Regions from separate parts of the Homo sapiens genome. Here all the other regions are linked to region 3. Evidence: chromatin contacts called from ENCODE Hi-C or POLR2A ChIA-PET data. All regions are on one chromosome and are shown on one strand. The core of a region is the stretch at or near the end of the contact, and the rest is flanking DNA. Distances in the headings are between cores, read along the strand shown.

Region 1 (2,700 bases), core at 73-2,572, 1.1 Mb after region 3:
ACTTCGGGATGGGAAAACAGAACAGCACAGGGCCGCTGCAGTGACCCAGGGAGAGGAGCTGAGCCAAGCCACCCTCACGCACCCAAGGACCTGCCCCTGGGCCACACCCCAGACAGAGCCCCGGGCTCAGGGTCTGGAGCCACACGGCCTGGGCTCAAATCCAGCCACTGTCCTTGTGAGCAAACTTTGGCTGCAATAATGGGAGGTGCAGCTGGTGAAGGCGCTGGCAGCGGAGGCATTTCCTTAGCATCCCTCTCCTAACCACCCCTGCCCCACTCCAGCCCTCCAGGGAACGCTACCAGTGCCCGGAGGGAGGCAGCTTCAGGCTTGGCTTTCGGCCTCCCCTGCCTGCAAACCCCGAGCTCCAGGCTTGCAGTGGGAGCCTCCCAGGAGCTCTGGGCAGGAGGCCCGCAAGGCTAGGCGGGGCGCCCTGGCCCACAGCGCCATCTAGTGGCCGTCACTTCCACAAAGGTGCACCAGTGACTGTGGGTTTCTGGTCACAAGCTTCGTAAGCACCCCGCTTTACAGTGCATAAGGGCCTTTCATATCCTTCTCCTCCAATCAGAAGAGAGGAAGGGAAAAAAGAGAAAAGAGAGAAGGGAAAGATCCCCGAAAGGAAAGAATTGAAAAATCGAGTCAAGCTCACAGACATATGTTATGGGACAAAGACAAATATAGAAAAGCTTAGAGAGAGAGAAAGAAAATGAGGGGGACGAAAGTAAGAAAGAGACAAATTTTAAAAAGTTTTTAAAAAGAGAGAAAAAAAGAGAAAATATTCACGGCAAGCCCAGCCCAGGAGAGGGATAGCGCCAGTGCCCATTGTCCAGACGATTCCAGGCCCCGCCTCCAGGCTGGCTCTGTCCCAAATACCTGCACCCAGGAGCCAGCCTTCGGTCTGAGTGCTGGAGCCCGGGGAACAGCAGCCTCTGGGCACTACGCGGTCCCCAGCACCACCTGCTGGACAGACAGGGCACTACACTTATCCCGGGAAGTTCCACTTTGGGGCCCTGGAGGAGACTCCTGGTACCCCCGCAAGGCAGCCAGGTGGGCGTAAAGTCTCCATTTCTCAAAGAAGGAAGCTGAGGGTCCCAGAAAGACAGAGAATCTCAGATATGGCCACTCAGCAAGTATCAGGTGTTGACAGATTCAGGAGCAGGCGAGGGTGTCTGACTTCAAAGGTCCTAGTCCAGCCCCCCATGAATGAACCCACGTGGCAGACACAGAGGTTAGAGGGGCCCGCTTGGCCACAGATGGGTGTGGCTTGCGCCCCCCGCTCTGATCACTGTGCTAACCCTGCTTTCTTCTATTAATATTTAGCCGTGATTCACCACTGTCTGGCCCTGGGCTACAGTATGGAAGGGGTGTGGTTCCTGCTCTTACTGCTGGGGGGAAGGTGGACAGGAAGTACACCAACAGTTATTTAGATAAAATCATAAAGCGGTCAACACACCCCATCGTACCTTCCACTTCCTGGGTGGCCTCTGTTGCAGTCCACGCCAAGGGGCCATCTCTGGGTCAGCACCTTTTGACAGATGAAAAAACTGAGGCTCAGAGGAATTCAACCACCTGGGCCCTGCCCTCATCCTGGAGGAGCAGAGAAGGAGAGGCTCCGAGAGACGTCAATGCGGGGCTGCGCCTGCCCCTTGATTCTCCATTGGACGGCACAGTGACTCCGGGTCACCAGGTCCTCCCCGAGCTGACATCGCCATGGCAAGTCCAGAGCTAAGGATCTGGCCGTCAGCGTGAGCAGGCCGGATGAGTGCTCGGACCACGTGGCTCCGGGGAGCTGGAGAGCTGGCACCCTCCTCAAGAAGACAGCCGCTCCTCAGCTCCAGCTGACATGTAGCCAGGTGGGAATGTGGACCAGTGTGACCAGAGCTTCTGATTTTTTCTTTAATCTTTTTTTTAAGAGGCAGGACCACACTACGTTGCCCAGGCTGGAGTGCAGTTGGCTATTCACAGGTGTGATCAAAGCGCACGACAGCCTTGAACTCCTGGTCTCAAGCAATCCTCCCACCTTTGCCTCCAAGTAGCTGGGACCACAGGTGCGCACCACCACACCCAGCTCAGAGCTTCTGATTTTCGAGACAAACTAAAAATCAGAATTCAGAGATGAAATTTGCTGGTTCATAAATATAATTCATTTTTTTAAAACACCATATCAGGAAGGAAGTAAAAAAAAAAACCCACATTTAGTTCCAAGTTTCAGCCTGGAGCCATCAGTTTGAGACCTCTTGTCTCCTGCAAAAATGTCCGCTTGCTCTGAGAGGCCCTTCGTGCTTAGTTTTATACTTGGAGAAACACATCTCGGAGAGGGAGGTGGGCCCGGCTCTCCCTCCCAACTCTGCAAGCACAGCTCTGAGCCTGTAAAGTATGCAACTTGCTCAAGGCCACAGAGAGCCGGCTGGAAACCCAAGCTGCTCCTGCCTACGGCCCCAGGAGAATGTATGTTCCTTCTGCGGGCCCCCAGGGTGGAGGAGAGGCTGAAATCGATGCTTTCTAGAAACGTGTCTGCCTGAAGGAAGACGTCCAATCCTCCCTGTTGACCTCAAATATAGATTGAGGTAACAGGTCTTCCCTCGAAGTGATTTTCCCTGGATCCAAACACTGGCCTCAGATAATTCTAAATAATCAATCCATGACTGTGCCTGAAACCCCACCAGGATTCCCTCTTGCCTGTTAGAGTATTGAGTCCTTTGA
Region 2 (2,700 bases), core at 143-2,642, 1.5 Mb before region 3:
CAACTCCTGGGCTCAAGTGATCCTCCCACCTCAGCCTTCCAAAGTGCTGGGATTACAGGCGATGAGCTACCACTCCTGGCCTAGACATCTGCCTCTCAAAGTGTGAGGACTGTGGGTAGTATAGTAGCTAAGACCACAGCCTAGATTTGAATCCTGGCTCTGTCTGCACTCTGTACCTCGGCATCCTTTTCTATAAGATGTGGGAAAAAATGGTATGTGTCTTAGAAGGTATGAAGCTCAAATGAGAAAATCCATTTTAGGGGTTTGGCTTGGTGCCTGGCTCACAGTAAACCAGAAACACCAAGTATTAGCTACAAACAAGCCTTGTTTCCTCTTGGCTGTCAGGCACTGCTGCTCGCGGTCCTTGCCTCCACCCACGCCGTCCAGCCGGGTCCATACCTGAGAACGGCTGCCGCGGTCCGAGCTTTGCCCCACGCCAGAGTCATCGGCCTCTGCCTGCCCCGGGGCGGCCGCGGCGTCGCTGCTGTCGGCGGACACGGCTTCTGAGGTGCCCACACCCAGGCCGCTCTCAGAGGGCTCCTCGGGCCGGCCAGGCCCAGGGGCCGCGTCGCTGCTGCTCTCCACCTCGTTCTCCTCCATCTGATCGGCGGGCTGCCTGACAGCGGGGCGTAGGGTCTGGGAACTTCACTCTGAGAAGAGAGGTGACCGTGGCTGGAACAAGTGGGCCATCTCCCCAGCCCCGGCAACCACGGCCACCCATTTGCACCCCTGCGCCCATTTTGCAGATGCGAAGATTGAGTCTCCGACGGGGCGGAGCTTCCTGGTGTATTGCGAGGGGAGCTCGGGAAAAACTTGACGGAGAAGCTGTGCTTCCCAGGCTAAGGCCCTTCCCGGGAGGGTGGTCAATGGCTGGTAATCTTGACCCTTTCCCTCGCCCCCACGATTCTCGTGGAGCGTTCCGCTCTGTGAGCCCCATCCGGGCCCAGTGGTTCAGCCCTTCGGCCCCCGCGTCCCCCCGGGTTGCAGGGCCGGTGGTACAGCCCGCTGGCCCCCTGGGTCAGTGGTTCGCTCCCCCCCGGTTCCCCTGCGGAGGCGGCTGACAGCGACGGTCTCGGGGCCTGGCGATTTGGGGCTGTCCCCGGCGCTGCCTGTGCTCCAGGCCCGACGCCATCTTGTGGTGGCGCCGGGTTTCCGCTCAGGCAAGTGCGAGAGCGACTAAAGGGCCTGGGACCCCGGGGCCCTGTTCGGACAGCCCCGCCGGCCTGGGACCTCGCCTCCGGGTATCCCCGCAGTGTGACCTCACTCCACGGCAGGGTACGGTGGGGCCGCCTAACTCTACCCGAAGCTCACCCGAGGCTTTCGTAGCCACGTTCCTCTCTGACTCCGGCATCGACGAGGTCGCCATCCTCTTTCCTCCGCTGCGGAGGAACCCATCGGCCTATTGTAGGCCGGAACTACTTCCCCCGCTGGCCCCGGGAAAGACACATTTTCAGTGTTCCGGAAGGTCGCTCCGAGGCCTCAAAACCATAATCGGGTCTCAACAGACTCTGGGACTTTATACGTCGCCCGGTGTTTGGCACTGAGCCCACTATGGTTTGGGGACTACTTTATCTCGGCGGAGTGTTACGTAGGAAGTGGTTGTGACGTCATTCTGGTCCCTTCCCTAGGCCGCAGGGTTGGGCGCGGCGAATGCGCGCCCCGCTCTCTTGGGGCGTGGCTCCCAGTGGGGGGCGTGGCTCCCGGTGGCTTGGCCGCGCCCCTCCTACAACAGCCCGGAAGAGCGTGTGGCCGCGGGCGACTTTGGCTTGGCCAAAGAGGAATTCATGTTGTCAGTCATTTTACCTGACTCATTACTTATTACTTAGCGCGCTGCTGCAACCCAATCGAGCTCTGCCCGTTAGGTTTGATGTGTTTTGTTGGGAAGGGAATGTATAATTATTGTACAGATAGGGAAACTGAGGTCTGGGTATGGGAAGGGCTGGTCCAAAATCACATCCAATAAAGGGACTCAGGAGCTAAGTACGGATGGCAGGAGTCGGGGAAATGGAAAGAAGTTAATGCTTGTCCCTTAGGTTTGTATACATATTTGTTAACATTAATAGAGCTGAGGCCGGGCGCTGTGAGTCACGCCTGTAATTCCAACACTTTGGGACGCCAAGGCAGGAGAATCGCTTGATCCCAGGAGTTCCAAACCAGCCTGGGCAAAAGAGCGAGACCCCATCTCTACAAAAAAAAGAAAAAAAAGAAAAATTAGCCAGGCATGGTGGCGCGTGCCTATAATCCCAGTTGCTCGGGAGGCTGAGGTGGGAGGATCGCTTGAGTCTGGGAGGTTGAGGCTGCAGCGAACCGTGATCACACCACTGCACTTCAGCCTGGGCGACAGAGCGAGACCCTCTTTCAAAAAATAAATAAATACAAGTCAACTACCTATCCTTTAAAAGTGGAGAAAGAAAAAAAATTTTAATTAAAAGTCAGCTGCCCTTAAGGTATGTCCTTCCTCCGGAAATGTCACCTTCTGTTTTAAGACTTTTAGCAGTTTGCAGTGGAAGAGCACAAGAGGGAGTAAGGCGCTCTGGTTTTTGTCCCTAAGTCTCTGTAGTTCCATAGGCTATTTTCCTTAATTGAAAGATACAAATTTTGGGGGAAAAAAATCTCAAAAAAACTCCTAAGCAGGCTGGGCGCGGTGGCTCACGCCTGTAATCTCAGCACTTTGGGAAGCTGAGTCGGGCGGATCACCTG
Region 3 (2,700 bases), core at 38-2,537:
TTGAATTTTCTGGGAAAATACTGTTCTAGGCAGAGGAAATAGCAAGTGCACGATCTTTAAGGCCAGAGTGTGCTAAGCACGTTGGAGAGGCCGAGTCCATTGTAGCTGAGTTACAGAAGTGAGTGGAAGAGAAGAAGGTGATGAGTTTAGAGAGGGAAGGGCAGGGCAAGAGACGGGCTGTATGGGGCTTTGCAGGTTACTGCAAGAATTTTGCAGGAGGGACAGAGACTGACTTGGTTCTTACCAGGATTCCTCTGGCTGCTGTGTTGAGTATAGACTCTAAGAGGAAAGAGTGGAAGCAGGCAGAACACTGAGGAGGCTGTTGCAGTGGTCCAGGTGGGAAATGATGGTGCTGACCGTGGAGGTGGTAAGTGGTCAGATTATTCTATTTTATTTACACTCAACACATCTAATACTGACTCAATATTATCTAACATACAGTCCACATTGAAATTGCCCCCCAAATTCTTTTTACATAAAAAAATCATCCTGAATCCAATCAAGTCTCACCTATTGCTTTTGGTTTTCACCTCTTTCATGCTGTCATATTTTAAAAGACTCCAGGCTAGATGTTGTGTAGAATGTCCCACATTCTGAATTCGTTTATTTTTTCAAGTAAGCTTTTTGTGTGTATGTGGCAAGAATACGACAGAGGTAGCAATATGCTTTCCCCACTGCATCATATTAGGAGACACATAACAACAGTCCTGACCCATTATTGGTGGTGCTAAGTTCGATCACTTGGTAAGGGGGTGCCTGCCAGATCTTTCCATTGTAAAGCAAGCTGTTCTTTATTGTAAGTCATAAATACGCTGTGGGATGATACTTCGGGACTAAATATACCCTGAATATACTGCTGCCCAACAACATTTCACCCAGTGACTTTAGCAGCTAAGGAACAGCCTCGTGGCTTCCGACCTTGTGCCTCAGTTCGCTCATCTGAAAAATGAGGATGATCATGGTCCCTACCGGATGCTTGTTTTGAGGATCCGTGCTTGGCATACCAGAAACGCTCCACAAATGTTAGGTATTACTGGACGAAGGCAAATATGAAAAAAATTAAGGGCAGGGCTAGGACTGCATTCCGGTTCTCCGGATCCCGAGGGAGCTCCCAGTCGATGCTGGGCGAAAGCGGCCGCACGAGCCCACGTCGCCACGCCCTCCGCCGCGGAAGCCAGGGTGGGGGTCGCTGGAACCCTAGGCCGGCCGCGCAAGGCCCCCTGGGACCGGTAGTGCTGGGCGTGGCCTCGGGACTACATATCCCAGTGGCCCCCGTGCGGCGACTTTAGCTGCTGCTGTCTCAGCCGCTCCACAGCGACGGCAGCGGCTGCGGCTTAGTCGGTGGCGGCCGGCGGCGGCTGCGGGCTGAGCGGCGAGTTTCCGATTTAAAGCTGAGCTGCGAGGAAAATGGCGGCGGGAGGTGAGTGGAGATAAAGGAGGAGGCGGTGGCGGGCGAGGGGGTGGAGTGCGAGGCGGAGGGAAGAGGGGCGAGTTCCCCAGGCTGCGAGAGCCAGCGGCTTCAGATCTGCCAAGGCACTGAGGGGCGCGCCGGCCGGGGGACGCGCTGAGGTAGTTTCGGGGTGTCGGGGCCGCGCCGCTTCCCCTCAGCCCGGGGGGCGGCCCGCGGCGGTAGGAGCTGAGACGAAGCTGGGTGGCAGTCCGCTTGGGGATCCGAGGGGGTCCCCGCGCGGAGGGGTCACCCGAGGAGTTTGCGGGGGGACTGCAGGGGCCCACTTTCCCCTTCTGTCCCTAAAGTTTTTTCTTCCTCTTGCCTCCCCCAGCCCTTTTGAAAGCTCCCCGCGTCGTCCTCCTGCTGCCCCGGCTCCTTAGCAGCTTCTGGGACGCACGGGAGGGAAAAGCCGCGGGGACCCCCCCCACCCCAGCCTCCCAGCCGGGTGAGATTTGGTTGCTGTGTTTCCTCCTCACTTGGGCATTTAAAAAATATTTTAACACGAATTGTCCGCGGAATTTTCATGTTGGGCTCGGGTAGCTTCTTAGTTTTCTCGGTAAAAAGGCGTTTTACTACCTCTGGTGTGAAGGCTGGGAAATGGCAAGTGGGAAGTTGGTTGATAAAATTAGGAGTTTGGCTGTCTTTATTACTACTTTTTTTTTTTTTTTGCTCTCCCCATCTCTCATTTTATGAACATCGACCCAGTTCGTCATGGTTTAAATAAACTGCTTGTCTTGTACCTGCCTTAACAAAACTAGCCATGGGTCGTTGGGAGACTTAGTTGCTTCCTAGGCAGTTTGAGGGCATCTAGGGTGGAAAAGTTAACCGAGAGAGCGAGCATCTACCTCACTGGCAGGATCTGGGATTCCCAAATGGAATGACACGGAAGCTATGAGATTCTCTCGAAGTCGAAACTTTTTTCCCCCTCCCGAATGCGAAGACTTCCTTTTTGCAATATTTGAGCAGGGCTTCAAAACCAACCTGTTTTTGTTATTAAGCCTGTACGGTAAAGAAACAGGAAGGAGAGTACCAGCTGTCTTGCTGCAGTGGTTTTAAATGGAGTTGAATGAGATGCGTGAGAGTGGTAGTAGTATTGAGTAAGATTGCTGCATCTCTTTGATTTAAATGCCTGGCCTCGGATCCACCTAACTGATCCCTGGCTGCAAAAAAGCTTCAGTATTTGTTGCAGCAGGTTGTTGAGAAGGTGATTGGAGGAATAAAAATCTTAGGTCTTCAGCGAATGCTGCACA
Region 4 (2,700 bases), core at 6-2,505, 1.4 Mb after region 3:
ATCTTGCCAGTGGCTGTGGTGAAACCCTGCTTGTGGAGAATAGACATAAACACACCTTCTCTCTCTCCCTCTCTGTCTTCCTTTCACCTCCCCTCTCCCTCCACCCCTTCCATTTCCTATTCTCCCAGCATGTTCTTTCCACTCTTCCTCACCTCCTTCCCCTTCACCTCCTTCCTACACCATTCCTTTTTCCATCTCTTTCCTGTTTTCCTAACTTGTTACTCTCATCTTTTTCTTTCTTTTCTGTTCTTCCTGACAGCTCCCCTTCCTACCTCCTCTCCCTTCACCCTTTCTCCTACTCTTTCCCCTCCTCTCATTTCTACCTCTCTTTCCTTTTCACTTCCCCTCTCCCTCCTGTCTTTCTCCTTTTTCTTTTACCTCTGTGCCTCCCTCTCACCTCTTCCCACACCACCTCATCTCCTCCATAACTAACTCACCTCCTTTTTGTTTGTTTGTTTTTTGAGACAGGGTCTCCTTCTGTGGCCCAGGCTGGAGTGCAGTGGTGCCATCACAGCTCACTGCGGCCTCAACCTCCGAGGCTCAAGCGATCCTCCCACCTCAGCCTCCCCAGTAGCTGGGACCACAAGCAGCGCCACCAGGCCCGGCTGTTTTACTTTTTATTTTGTAGAGAAAGGGTCTCCCTATGTTGCCCAGGCTGGTCTCGAACTCCTGGGCTCAAGCGATGCTCCCGCCTTGGCCTCCGGAAGCGCTGGGATTAGAGGCGTGAGCCGCCGCGCCGGGCCTCCCCCCTTCCCCTCCGCCGCCGCCTTCTCATCGCCCTTCCTCCTTCCTCCTGACGCCCCTTACTCCCGATCACTTCTCATTCATTCACCAGCTTCCAGTCCTCGCTCCCTCACCTCTTTTCTTTCCTACTCGCCTTCTCCTCCTGCCCCTTTATCATCTCTCCTTGTCACCGTTCTTTTTTGCCAATCCTCTCGTTCCCCTTCCTTTCCTCATCTCCTCTCTTACCCACGTCATCTCCATTCTCGTGCTCCCCTTCACCTCCCGTTACCTTGCGCTTCTCTCCTCTCATCTCCATCACCACCTCTCCCCGCTTTCGCCTTTCTTTAGCCCCCGCGTCCCCTATACCCTTCGCCCATGCCCACTCCCCTCCCCACCTTCTCTTCTTCCACCCTCCACCCTCGCCTTCTGTCTCTCGCCCACCTGACTCCGCTCCGCCCCCAGCCTTAGGCTCCGCCCCGCTGGGGGTCACGGGGCCGACGGACGCTAGGCGGCCGTAGCGGCCTCGCCAGTCACGTGGTCACGTGACGCGCTCCAACATGGCGGCGCCGTGGGGCCGAGGTGTCGCTTCCTGACGGGGCGGCGCGGACGGACGCGGCCGGTGCCGGCCGGGACGCCGGGCCCGCAGCCTAGCTCGCCATCTCGCTCACGCCGCCCGCCCGCGGGGCCGTCAGCCCCCGCCGGGCCGGGGCCATGCAGGAGAGCCAGACCAAGAGCATGTTCGTGTCCCGGGCCCTGGAGAAGATCCTAGCCGACAAGGAGGTGAAGCGGCCCCAGCACTCCCAGCTGCGCAGGGCCTGCCAGGTGGCGCTCGGTGGGTGAGCCGCTCCCGCCCTGCCCCGCGCTGGCCTCAGCACGTCGGCCGTTGCCCTATCCTACTCGGCCTTGGCCCGGCCTCCTGGCCTCCGCTTCCCCCCGATCCCGAATTCCACCCTTCCGGCCTCCTCCTCATTATACCCCCGGAGGAAGTGTTGCCCGGGCAGCTCGGGACTGGCCCAAGGTCACCTAGCAAGTTGGTGACAACCAGAGCTTGTTCCTCAGGGTTCCAGCTCAGGGCTTTTGCCACGATTCCTTGTCGCCCTGTTTCCTGGTTCCTCCCCTCACCACCTCCAAGTCCTAGAAACAGTAGCCCTTGCCCCAAGTTTTTTCGTTACCTGAGCTCTGCTGATTGGGGTTCCCCTAGGTGAACAGAGCATGTAGGAAGAGCCGTCCAACTGGTTTAGGGAAACCCCTGATTCTTGTTTTGGAAGTGCCCGTTGGAGAATGTTTTCCTTTGGTTTGGGGATCTCCCATAGCTCTTTCCCTCAAGGAAGGATTGTAGAAGGTGTTCTGGATCTCCCAGGCATTGTAGTGAGCAAGACATCTGCTTATTCCTAGCAGTCCACTAAAATACAAGGTCTTCAGCGCGAAGATACTTGTCTGACTTATTCATTGCTGTATCCCTTGCGCTTGCAACAGTGCCTGGCGCACAGTAGGTGCTCGATAAATATTTGCTGATTGAATGGACCCTCAGATTATGGAAAGAGGGAGAATTCTAACTAATAGTTAAAGGCTTGATAATTGATAGCAAAATCACTATCCTATCTTTCAGTTTTAATCATTTAACAAATATTTATCAAGTGCCCACTGCATACCAGGTACTGAGAATTCAGTGGGGAACAAGACGGACATGGTCCTTACCCCTATGGAGCTTATACTCGAATAGAGGAGACAAAATAATTAATTAAGAAAATAGGTGAGGTATTTTGGAATACTGATAAATACTATTTTGAAAATAAAACAGCAAGATGTGATAAAGAGGGCTTGAGGACTGCTTTCCATGGTCAGGAAAGTAATCTTTTCCAAGAGGAAAAGTAATCAGGTGGTCAGGAAAGTAATCTTTTCCAAGAGGGTGACACTTGAGCTGAATACTGAAAGGCAAGAACTATCCACCATATGGAGTTTCAGAAGAGAGTTCTT
Region 5 (2,700 bases), core at 187-2,686, 1.2 Mb after region 3:
GGTCTAGGGGAGAGGTCCGGGCTGAAGTCATCCAGGTGGAAACGGAGTTTAAGGCCATGGGAATGTCCACACAAATCCTGTACATGGACCTTCAGAGCAACATGACTCACAATAGCCAGAAAGTGGAAACGACCCAAATGTCCATCAGCTAATGAGTGCATAAACACAACGTGGTCCAGCCACACAACGGAAGATGATTCAGCCACAAAAAGGAAGGAGGCACCGACACGCTCCAATGTGGCTGAACCTTGAGGACATGAGCCTAAGTGAAGCCAGCCAGGCACGAAAGACCAGCACTGTGTGATTCCACTTGGAGGAAATATCCAGAATAGGTGAACTGACAGAGGCAGAAAGTAGACAAGTGGTCGGCAGGGGCTGGAGGAGGGGAGGATGGACAGTAAGTGTTTATAGGTCTGGGGTTTCTTTTGGGGGTGACAGAAATGTTCTAAAATTATTGTGGTAATGGTTGCACAACCCTTGAGTATGCTTTTTTAAAAAAGGCCACAGAGTAGATAAGGCCACCACAGGAGCAAGTCTAGATGGGTAAACAAACGGCCAGAGGACTAAGCCCAGGGCCCATCTCTCCTCAGAGGCCCCGGAGATGAGGAAGCAGCAAAGGAGACCAAGATCAAGCGGCCAGAGAGCTGGGGGCAAAGGTGGCAACTGCCCCCTGAGACAGGGTATGTCCCCTGCAGTCAGCCCCAGGATGTCCCCTGCCACACACTCCAAGCTCCTGCAGGGCCCAGCCCAAGTCTGGAAGCTCCAAGGGGCAGGGCCCGGGTCTGTCTTGTTCTCAGCTGTGGACAGTGAGCAGCGACACAGATGTGTGCATCACCAGGAAATAACTAAGAAGATCAGTGACAGTCAGGCCCCCCACCGGCACCAGCCAGCTGTGCACCAGGGGCATTACCCCAAACCTGAATCATTCCCCTGGCAACGTGAATGGAAAAGTCAACAAAGCCTGAAATGCCAACTGCCTATCCTGGGCCTCGGCTGAGGAGTCGAGATAGAATGTTCCAGCTATTCTTAGGCAACGTTCAAGTTCAGCTTTTGGGGGCTGTTCCCAAAAAGGCTTTCATTCTCGCCTCTTCCCTCTTCCTACCCAGGCTCCTCAACATTGTGTGCCCACCCCAAGTGGGAGTTCAGCTCAAACAAGAGGGCTCAGAGGGCCACGGGGACCCCTGCAAGGGCATCTGAATCTGGAGAAGCCAGAGGGGGTGGGCTGGGGGGTTGAGCTCAGCTGCTTCAAGTTCATGGGATCATCTTTGAAAATCCACTGGAAAATGTGACAGAAAGAAGGAACTCCGGAGGTGGGGGGGACAGAATTCCCCTGAGCCCCGGGTGTTTGCTGATGCAAATGTTCCCGCTCTGGGGCCAAAGGCCGGACACACTGAGGAGTTCTGTCAGGCGGGGAGCAAGGCATGGCCCCAACGGGAGTCTAAGGCCCTGCTTGTTCTCTCCCAAACAGCACCCCCCACCCCACAATCTCCTACTTGATAAACACAGCTAGAGACCAAGGAAACAAGGCGTGCCCCGACGGAGCGCAAGTGGGCAGAGTAAACAGCCGTCTGGCCAGGAGAGCAAACCGCAGCCACCCCATCGCTTTTCCTGCGGGCCATTTCCTCCACGGGTCGCCGGGCGGTTCTGCCCCTGCTCTCTCTGTTCTCCTGGGAATCCAGAGCCCAGGAATCCCACCAGACCAAACTCTGGCCCCTGGGGAGATGGGAACAGGCCTCAGAAATGCCTGGGCCTCACATCGAGCCTAGAGTCCACCGTACACACAGGTCCAGCGACACCATGTGTTAAAATATGTCACGGAAGCTGCAGCTCCAAGTGCCTGCTGGAACCCAGACTTTCGCAAGATCCAGAAACCAAACCTCAGTTCAGCTCTGGGCCATGGCTGCTGGTTCTTCTTATGGGTCAGATGTTCAAGGTTTTGAAACGCAGAGAAGAAGGACACTGGCCTCAAAACACAGAGCCACCGACCTTAGACGCCATTTAGGGAACTGAGAAGGGCAGCATCGCTGACACTCCAGCACTTTGGCAGTTTAACTCCCCAAAATCCTTCTCAGCAGGCAGTAGAGCCATATGGTTAGGGGTGGTCCTCTGGAATCAGAATGCCCGGGTTCTAATCATGATTCTACTGCTTATCTACTACGTGGCCTTGGAAAGGCCACTTCCTTTCTCTGTGCCTCAGCTGCCCCATCTCCAAGAGGGGGCTAATCACAGTGCCTACCTTGCTGAGTTGCCGTTAGAACTAAGTCCATGCTTACTTGTCATAACAACCCCGTAAGTACCATTAACATGAACCCTATGTTTCAATGAGAAACTGAGGCACAGGGACGGATAGTGACTTGCCCAAGGTTACACACTCGTAAATGACAGAGAAATTCAAATCCAGACTGCTTATGGCTGCAACGGCTGACTCTCATCCAGGGGTCAGCACATTTTTGCTGTAAAGGGCCAGATGGTAAATATTTTAGGCTCTGCTGGCTACATCCACTCTCTGCTACATATTCTTCTGGGGTTTTGCTTGTTCGTTTAACAAAGCTTTTAAAAAAAAGAGTAAACATCATTCTTAGCTCATAGGCTGTATAAAAACAGGCCATGGGCTATATTTGGCCCAGAGGCCACAGTTTTGCCCACCCTGTCTCTAACCACTACAGTACACTGTCTCTTAATGCTGGTAGCTAATCCAAG

What was found. Hi-C counts contacts between places; a loop is a spot of excess contacts on that map. ChIA-PET counts read pairs that join two places held with the same protein, here RNA polymerase II (POLR2A). Pooled maps may share reads with other maps.
Region 1: a pooled map shows a loop between it and region 3 (6-fold over the local background). The contact joins the enhancer-like site here to the promoter of NCOA3 in region 3. A Hi-C loop is called at or near these places in 2 of 50 pooled maps.
Region 2: a loop to region 3 is called in a pooled map, with 6 times the contacts of the local background. The contact joins the promoter of ZNF335 here to the promoter of NCOA3 in region 3. A Hi-C loop is called at or near these places in 4 of 50 pooled maps. POLR2A ChIA-PET finds 5 or more read pairs at or near these places in 2 of 52 experiments (GM12878 and RWPE1).
Region 4: a pooled map shows a loop between it and region 3 (15-fold over the local background). The contact joins the promoter of ARFGEF2 here to the promoter of NCOA3 in region 3. A Hi-C loop is called at or near these places in 9 of 50 pooled maps.
Region 5: a loop to region 3 is called in a pooled map, with 2.2 times the contacts of the local background. The contact joins the enhancer-like site here to the promoter of NCOA3 in region 3. A Hi-C loop is called at or near these places in 1 of 37 single-sample maps with no recorded cell type and 1 of 50 pooled maps. POLR2A ChIA-PET finds 5 or more read pairs at or near these places in 2 of 52 experiments (CD4-positive, alpha-beta T cell and activated naive CD4-positive, alpha-beta T cell).

What each region holds. Positions count from the first base shown.
Region 1 is chr20:48,620,214-48,622,913 of GRCh38, forward strand. No RefSeq gene overlaps it. Among named protein-coding and RNA genes, the nearest start is that of PREX1, 210 kb to the right of the region's middle. RefSeq lists a silencer at 341-470 and an enhancer at 771-830. Within about 2 kb of position 1,323, at least 9 of the 41 ENCODE cell types and tissues checked have a DNase peak (open chromatin) inside an H3K27ac peak, as active enhancers do.
Region 2 is chr20:45,970,811-45,973,510 of GRCh38, forward strand. ZNF335 (zinc finger protein 335) reads right to left here and starts at 1,393. Exons shown (of 28, transcript NM_022095.4): 1 at 1,312-1,393; 2 at 400-650. The coding sequence starts at 600. RefSeq lists a silencer at 905-1,024 and an enhancer at 1,795-2,014.
Region 3 is chr20:47,500,600-47,503,299 of GRCh38, forward strand. It overlaps NCOA3 (nuclear receptor coactivator 3), which reads left to right and starts at 1,288. Exons shown (of 23, transcript NM_181659.3): 1 at 1,288-1,420. RefSeq lists a cis regulatory region at 204-276 and a silencer at 1,528-1,647.
Region 4 is chr20:48,920,456-48,923,155 of GRCh38, forward strand. It overlaps ARFGEF2 (ARF guanine nucleotide exchange factor 2), which reads left to right and starts at 1,256. Exons shown (of 39, transcript NM_006420.3): 1 at 1,256-1,555. The coding sequence starts at 1,435. RefSeq lists silencers at 1,017-1,096, 1,327-1,426, 1,467-1,516 and an enhancer at 1,887-1,966.
Region 5 is chr20:48,722,072-48,724,771 of GRCh38, forward strand. All of the region lies in intron 5 of PREX1 (phosphatidylinositol-3,4,5-trisphosphate dependent Rac exchange factor 1), which reads right to left. Among named protein-coding and RNA genes, the nearest start is that of PREX1, 100 kb to the right of the region's middle. RefSeq lists enhancers at 362-411, 502-571, 594-1,494, 612-691, 1,374-1,544 and a cis regulatory region at 1,459. Within about 2 kb of position 1,437, at least 26 of the 41 ENCODE cell types and tissues checked have a DNase peak (open chromatin) inside an H3K27ac peak, as active enhancers do.